Regions from separate parts of the Homo sapiens genome. Here all the other regions are linked to region 2. The links are chromatin contacts, found by Hi-C or POLR2A ChIA-PET in ENCODE. All regions are on one chromosome and are shown on one strand. The core of a region is the stretch at or near the end of the contact, and the rest is flanking DNA. Distances in the headings are between cores, read along the strand shown.

Region 1 (2,700 bases), core at 108-2,607, 510 kb before region 2:
CATATAGTTCCTTTTTCTCTTTTGTGTTAAAATATGTGGGCTTTGCTTTTTAAAGGATTTTTAAAGTATTAATTGATTCATAAGAAATATTTGTAACATTTCATTAGTTTGATACTTTTAAGTCCTTGTTTGGAGTTAACATAAGTATTTATGTGTGTATGTGTGTGTATATCTGAGAGAGATAAATAGAGAGAGAAAGAAAGAGAGATTCTAAGTGTCTCTAACTTTGTTTTTAGTTTTCTTTTGCTATATTCTAGCTTTGTGTGTTATAGTCATAGAATAGTGTCTATACTGTGATTTATCAGAATTTTGGAGTGTCTAAAAATGAGATAATTTTTAAAGTGTTACACTTACATAACTTCAAAGAAAGGACAAAACAGAAGTTATAGAGAATGTTATGAAAACATGGGATACAACTACAGCACTGCAGTGGAAATTTGTTTTAAATATTTTCATTTCTAAAAACAAAAAATGAACGCAAATTAATTACATACTTAATTCAAGAAGATAGTTTTAAAAAAACAACCAAATGAACCTAAGAAAATTTGATGAAACTAATTACTAAAGAGAAATACAAACATTAAAAATTAGAAAATAATAAAAAGTTTACAAATAATAAATAAAACCAAATGTTGACTGTTGGCAATAAAAGCAAACCATAAGATTAAAAAAAAACCATTAGTTCACCTAATCAAAAAAACACAAAAAGCAAAAATATGCAAAATGAAAAGAAGCAACATTTTAATTTGATAGGAAAAGAACATTCTTAAATGTACTTATTCTTCATTCAGGGTGAATATGAGATGATAGTCTACTGAAAAGAAACACAATATTCTATAATTATCCAGAACATCAAATAAGATATCTTCTTAAACTCAGTTACATCAAATGCCTCACGTTCTGCAGTGTTTACTTGTATTCATGGCTTAAGGCAATATATAAAGTTGAGACTACAGAGAGAGTCTCAGGAAATGTAATAAAGTGTGGGTCAGATAATGCTAAAGTAAAAAAGTATTAATTTTCCTAAATGTGTAAGAGTCATGTGATTCAGCTGGGATATATCAAGGAAACAATGAACTTAATTATGGGCAGCACTAACCTCCTCACACTTTATCTAGATAGGCTCAGTCCTGGAAGCTGTCGTATGTCTTGAATTTATAATTGCCTTGAATAGGAAAAAACAGCTTTATTTCATTTAAAAATTAAAAGGATAGAAAACACCACTCTATGACTAAGAACAGGGCTCAGCCTGATCTTAACTTGTGTTCCAGAAACCTCCTGGTTTCAGAAGTGAAGAGCTGGAGTGTTGTCAGTGCTTCTGTGAATATATGACATTGCTGTAAATCATATGGCATTAAATACTCCAGAACCAATTGCTCAAGCCATTTAGAAGTCCACGTAATCTAAACAAACTTAGACTGATATTAAGCTGCCCATTTTTCTTCACCCTCTGCCTATAATGAAGAGACCACAAATTCCATTTTGCTGAGTCCCTCCCATGAGGCTGAGGCTGTGTCAGCAAACATCTGCACCTAAAAATAACAACAATAAATAGGTAAACCCTGAGAAATGCTGACAAAAAATTATAAAGCTCATAAAAAATTATCATTAAATGCTGATTTTATTAAAAAATTTAATGCTGATTTAAAAAATGATAATTTTTTAGCAGCAAAGAATGACTGCCCTCCAGTCAACACAAAACTATGCTCAACACATACACACCCACACACAGAGCTAATTAAGAGTAACAGCTTTCAGAACATTTTAGCCTGTGGCTCTATTAAGTATTGGCTACAGCAAGGCATGAGTGCAGAGTGCCTTTTACTTATTTCAGTCATGTAATCATCGGATGGGTTCTTCCTGCCCAGTGCACAGACAAATCAATCCACTGAGACTACAGCATTACAGTAGAGAACTGGTTTAATTGATGTGAGGCTGGCCCACATGAGAGAATTGAAGTTACCACTCATATCATAGCTAGGGAATGGGTGCTCTTTACTGACTGACGATGAAATCATAGGGGTGTGGAAAGTGGTACTCATATGCTGAGTACACCTCTGGGTGGGGCTACAGGATCAGTTGAGTCATGAATCTGGGTGGGAACAGTCTGAAAGGTATCTCAAAAAACCATTTTTAGCTTCTACAATAGTGATGTTATCAATAGGAGTAACTGGTCAAGCCACAAATCTTGTGACCTCTGGCCACATAACTCCTGAGCAGTAAAGGATTATAGACACTATGCCTACATCTTAGCAGAGTCCAGGCCCCTCCCATGATCCTATTCTTGCGACTTTTCATTAGTTTCACAAGGGTGGTTTTGGGTCTCTGAGCAAAGAGAAGAGTAGTTTTAGGAGGGGGTATTATTGTTGTTGTTTTCAAGTTAAACTGTAAACTAAATTCCTCCCAAAGTTAGCTTGGCCTATGCACAAGAATGACCAAGGACAGCTTGGGGGTCAGAAGCAAGATGGAGTCAACTATGTCAGATATCTCTCAGTAGAAAGTTCACAAAAGCAGCTTCACTAGACTGTGAACTTAGGAGAAATATTCCACATGTTGCAAAAGAAATGTTTCAGGTCAAAGCTGAGATAAATATTCAAAAAATAAGTTAATGAAGTCGCCTAGATGAATTCATGGAGCAGAATCAATAGAGGCCCCAAAACAAACAAACAAAAAAAAACAGGTAATACAAAACCTGGATGA
Region 2 (2,714 bases), core at 197-2,696:
AATAATACTGAGTAAAGAGGGGGCTGGCTGCATCCCTCCATCCTCTGACAAGAACTATGACAATTACAAAAAATAAAGATGAAAATATGTAAAAGGGGGGGAGCCCATTAACCTGCCAATATGAGCCCAAATGAAAAAAAGTGTGTCAACATACACCTGCCATTCTCGACACAATTCTTTTTAGTAGCTATCACATTTCTTCTACACACACACATACACACACAAAACATACTTGGGGTTCCTTGACATTATCTTACGTAGAAAATTACTAAGCAAATAATCAATTTGACTAAGTAGGGGGGCTTATCGTTTTCTCCCTATTCAAATTAATGAAAAAGATAAAAAAACTTTTATCTATAAAGATGATTCTTGGTTCCACAATGCTTCTTAACAGAAATAGTTTAAACAATAATCATTTTAAAAAATAACAGCTAAGCATTGTACATTTTTAAAAAATAGTATTTTCGTTTGTACAAATATCAATGGGTCCCATTCATCATTCAAGTACCTTTTCAAACAGGATCTAAGTTTGTAATGTTAGGTAATAGGCATATAGGCTGAAGCCGGACTGCCAAGATTACAATTGCTGGCTCTGTCCTTAATATAACTTTGGGCATCTTTCTTCCTTTCTCTGCTTCATCTATAAAACGAAAACAGTAACAACTCCCACCTAAGTGTCGTTGTGATAACTAAATGAAATAGTGTGTGTAATGTGCCAAGGAATTTCTGGAGCTACCAAGCACTTAAACTAAGTTCTAACTAAGTTTGGTTACTTTCACGTTATAAAGGAATTTTTAGGAATCACCTAGGCACTCTCCTAAAGTCTCAAAATAACTTAATACAGTACTTCTAAGGAGTTCAAGTGCCTCCTTATCTGGGACGCCATCTCAGATGCTCTTCAAATGAAAGGGACCCTGCAAATGAAAGTTAACTTTTTCCATTTTTTAAATAATCCTTCGCAGGAATCTGAAGCACGCGACACTCACGGGCCATTCAGCTCCGCCTCTCCAGGGAACAAGAAGGTTAACTGAGTAACGTGGTCACGGAGCAACCCCGAGTCGCTGCGGCTGCTTAGTAGTCACTCAGGATGGGGATGGTACAGGGGACCATTAACTGGCCCGGCAGGAAAAGTTTCCCGGTGAGGTGACGATGGACAAGAGTCGCCCCATCGTAAGCGAAAGTGGACTGAGAGGAAGCACAAACGCATGGACTCAACCAGCTCGCCCAGATTCACCCTCAGGCCTTTTGCCATCTGAAAAGGGCCTATCGGATGCGCGACATCACGAGTGACGCGTAGTCATTTTCCCACGTCCCGTCCCTGCCCCCTCCTAGTGGGACGCAGTGGGCGCGCACGCGCAGCTCCGCTTCCGGGAGCCGCTCCTCGCTACCCACTATGCTCTGCGACATCGACCTGTCGCAAAGGCCGCGTTTGCGGGGCCAATGAGCGACTCGCTTTCCGTGCGGTGCGGCGAGTGAGGCCCCGGTCTTCCTCCTCGTCCTGCCGCAGGGCCAGAACCCCTGACGGTATTCAGCTGCGCGTAAGTCTGGCCGGTGCCATCTGTCTCCGCAATGCCCCCCAAGAAACAGGCTCAGGCCGGGGGCAGCAAAAAGGCGGAGCAAAAAAAGAAGGAGAAGATTATCGAAGTGAGTACCCACCCCTCCCCCACTCACGCCGCGAGCCCTCCGGAAAGCCACTTCCCCGCTCCGGGCTTCCCTGGGAGCCGGCTCGCTTCCTCGGGCCACGTGTTCCTCCCTTAGGCCTGTGTGGCCCACTGCCCCTTCTCCAGCCCCTGATGACGCTAGCTCTCTCATTACTATAGTGACGCTGCTGGCGCCCCCGCACCTGGGCTTTGCCTCTCCGCCCACACGCCCGTGTTCACCCACCCATGCACCCGGGTGCGAAATGACCCCTCGGGACTGGCACAGGGTTTTATCCTTCGCTAGTCCTCTCAGAATTGAGGAGATTTTCCAAGGTTATGTGTGAAGAAATACGCTGAACGGTCTCGGGCCAGCGTCTTTCTGGAAGACCGACTCATGACGAGTCTTTGTGTTCGTTATTTCTTTACCCGTCACCCAGGGATGGTACTGTTAGTTCTTTTGAACCAACAAATTACGACTTGGTGGCTTTTTCGATCCACCTCTGAAATGTTTAAAGTCCCATAAAGAATGGAAGGACTTTCCGTCACAACCCAGGGTCTTGAACGCAGAGCTTGGTACTTACATTCTGAAGTGGATTAAATAGGATAACGCCTTAAAAGAGATTAGGTTTCAGTGTCACTAATTGTGTGAAGTCCCGTAACCCAGTTTGAGATATATGTGTGTGTGTGCGCGTGTATATATGTATACATCTATGTGTGTGTATATGTGTATATATGTGTGTGTATATATATTCGTTTAACACATTGAGCCTGTAGCCCTTTAATGGCCAAGGAACGCTATTGACGTTCTTACATGTTGTGCACTTGTTTTCCAACAACTGAATTGAGTTTCCTTAAAAGATGAACCATATTTGACATTACGTAAACATACCATACAGACCCCAACGAGGTATTTCTTCCCTCGATTTCTGCTATTAATCCTCCTCATAATTAAATAGGACCTCTTGTACTTTGGATATAATTAGAAAAAGCCATGACCATTTTACCGCATAAGGTGTAAAGTCTGCTCATTGGATTTAAGAAAATGCTTAAGAATTTTGCTATACTTGGCCAGGT
Region 3 (2,700 bases), core at 81-2,580, 290 kb after region 2:
ACCAGACCTTGTGAGAACACACTCACTCTCATAAAAACAGCACCAAGCCACAAGGGATTCACCTCCATGATCCAAACACCTCCCACCAGGCTAAGAATTACAATTCGACATGAGATTTAGGCAGGGACAAATATCCAAACTCTATCAGACCCAAAGAAGAATATTCTGAGACATATTATGATCAAATTGTCAAAAATCAAAGATAGAATCTTGACAGCACCAAGAGAAAAGTGCCTTATTACACACAAGGGAACCTTCATAAGACTATCAGCAGACTTTTCAACAAAACCCTTGCAAGCCAGGAGGAAGTAAGATAACATATTCAAAGTGCAAAACAAAAAAAACAAACTGTCAATAAGTAATACTATAACTGGCAAAGCTGTCCTTCACATATGAAGGACAGAGAGACATTCCCTGACAAAGAAAACCTGAGAGACATCATCACCAGTAGACCTGCCTTACAAGAAATAATGAAGTTCTTAGAGTTGAAACAAAAGGATGCTAAATAGCAACATGAAAACATATGAAAGTACAAATGTTTCTCAACTTATAATGGGGAAACATCCTGATAAACCCATCATAAAGTCACAAAATTATAAGTCAAACCAATGTAAGTTGGGGACCATCTGTACAAAATTCACTGGTAAAGGTAAATATTTAGTGAAATCCAGTATACTCTAATACTGTAATAATGGTGTGTAAATGACTTTTAATTCTAGTACAAAAGTTAAAAGACCAAAGTATTAAAAATAACTGTAACTACAATTTGCTGATAAATAAACAAAATAGAAAGATGTAAAATATAACATCAATAGCCTAAAATGTGGTGAGGAGCGAAATAGAAGTGTGGGTTTTGTATGCTATTGAACTTAAGCTTTTAGTTCAAAATAGAATGTTATAACAATAAGATGTTTCGTAAAAGTCCTGTGGTGAACACAAAGAAAAAATAAACCTCTAGTGAATACACAAAGATAACAACAAAAAAAAACCAAAGCATGCACTTCAAAAATCTAACAAATTACAAAGGAGGAAGAAAAGAATGGTATAATGGAAAAAAGGAATGATGAAACAATTAGTAAACAACAAAATGGCAAAAGTTCTTACATATTGATTATTACTTTACATGCAAATGAATATATTTTCCAATCAAAAGACACAGTGTTTAAATGGATTAAAAAATATGATCTCAGTTGGAAAAAAAATGGCAGATAGGAGACAGGACTAACTTCAGCTCCCACTCAGAGCAGTGTGTGGAGGCTCACACTGTGAACTTTTGCTCCAAGGATTAGTGCAGTAACATACCAAGAAAGCCAGAGACTCCACAAGCCCTTTGAAGGAAGCGGCTTGCTGTTGCAGGTTCTGTGAGACAGCCAAAAGAATGTGAGTATTCAAAGTGTAAAAGAGGGAACATCCACCCCCAAACACACATCCTCACTGGGAAACCTAAAGGTTCAGATCACAGGAGAAGAATTTGACCTTACCTGGCGCTGAGACAAATTTAGAGAGCTGAGAAAAATATGGGGGTAGAAGAAGCACAGGGAAGAGTCCTGTGGGCACTCTCAGTCCCCAGGGAAGCCATTTCTGACTTTATTTCATAGGGGTCCTTGGGGAGGGCTGGCAGTGGAACTGGGGAAAGATGAAAGATTCAGGAAACATTCAGCTGAACTTTGTAACAATTTCAACTCAAGGTGAAGGTTCCTGGACAGAAACTGGGGGAGGGAGTGACCTGGAGTACAAATATGAACACAGAAGCTGCAGAAGGTAGGGAGGCATGAAACCTGAAAGCCCTGTTTACTTTCTCAGCAGGGAGGCTTGTAGCCTGGGGCAAGTTCTCAGCCCTGCTCACTGGCTGCCTGGAAATAAACTCAGTGTGGTTAGGGGGACACAGTGGGAGTGAGACTAGCCTTTCCAGCTGCATGGGAGCTGTGTGAGTCCTGTCACTGCTGGCTTTCCTGCACTTCTCTGGTGACCTGTATGATATGACAGAGGCAGCCATAATCTCCCTGGGAATGTAACTTCATCAGCCTGAGAACCACACTCCAATCCTCCACAACAGCCTAAGCATGCCCTGCCCAAGGAGAGTCTGAGCTCAGACACACCAGACCCTGCTCCCACCTGATGGTCTTTCTCTACCCGCTCTGGTAGCTGAAGACAAAGGACATAATTTCTTGGAAGCTCTGTGGCCCCACCCACCACCTGAGACACCCAAATACTTACCCAGGTGACCTTAGGGCAAGCTTGTATACTCCCTGTAATACTGCAGCTGATACTCTCTTGAAAGCACCACCTCCTTGCTGGAGGCCAACCAACACAAAACCAGTGCACTAAGCAAAAATACAACCAAGGACTCTCACAGAGTCCACTTCACTCCCCTGCTACATGCGCTGGAACAGGTTCTGGTATCCACGACTGAGAGACCTGAAGATGGATCACATCACATGACTCTTTGCAGACACTCCACAGAACCAGCCCAGAGCCCACTAGCTCTGCTGTGTGGCTGGATCCAGAAGAGAAACAACAATCACTATAGTTGAGCTCTCAGAAACCCCCATCCCCAGGGGAATGGGGAGAGTACCACATCCCCATAAGACAAAAGAATTCAAACAGCAGCTCTTGAGCACCGTATCTTCCTTCTGACATAGTCTACCCAAATGAGAAGAAACCAGAAAAACAATTCTGGTAATATGAAAAAACAAGGTT

Evidence for each region. A loop is a pair of places that touch in the nucleus more often than their neighbours do. ChIA-PET counts read pairs that join two places held with the same protein, here RNA polymerase II (POLR2A). Pooled maps may share reads with other maps.
Region 1: a loop to region 2 is called in a map of mammary epithelial cell, with 2.6 times the contacts of the local background. The contact joins the enhancer-like site here to the promoter of ZC3H15 in region 2. A Hi-C loop is called at or near these places in 1 of 168 maps with a recorded cell type or tissue (mammary epithelial cell) and 1 of 50 pooled maps. POLR2A ChIA-PET finds 5 or more read pairs at or near these places in 1 of 52 experiments (activated T-cell).
Region 3: a loop to region 2 is called in a map of PC-9, with 6 times the contacts of the local background. The contact joins the enhancer-like site here to the promoter of ZC3H15 in region 2. A Hi-C loop is called at or near these places in 3 of 168 maps with a recorded cell type or tissue (Caco-2, PC-9 and Panc1) and 2 of 50 pooled maps. POLR2A ChIA-PET finds 5 or more read pairs at or near these places in 1 of 52 experiments (WTC11).

Annotation. Positions count from the first base shown.
Region 1 is chr2:185,977,899-185,980,598 of GRCh38, forward strand. No RefSeq gene overlaps it. Among named protein-coding and RNA genes, the nearest start is that of LINC01473, 110 kb to the right of the region's middle. Within about 2 kb of position 1,358, at least 3 of the 41 ENCODE cell types and tissues checked have a DNase peak (open chromatin) inside an H3K27ac peak, as active enhancers do; they include mammary epithelial cell, where a contact is called at or near this core.
Region 2 is chr2:186,484,814-186,487,527 of GRCh38, forward strand. It overlaps ZC3H15 (zinc finger CCCH-type containing 15), which reads left to right and starts at 1,447. Exons shown (of 10, transcript NM_018471.3): 1 at 1,447-1,644. The coding sequence starts at 1,570. LOC105373785 (a long non-coding RNA gene) reads right to left here and starts at 1,187. Exons shown (of 2, transcript XR_001739147.3): 1 at 987-1,187. RefSeq lists an enhancer at 1,077-1,556.
Region 3 is chr2:186,770,230-186,772,929 of GRCh38, forward strand. No RefSeq gene overlaps it. Among named protein-coding and RNA genes, the nearest start is that of FAM171B, 78 kb to the left of the region's middle. Within about 2 kb of position 1,331, at least 4 of the 41 ENCODE cell types and tissues checked have a DNase peak (open chromatin) inside an H3K27ac peak, as active enhancers do; they include PC-9, where a contact is called at or near this core.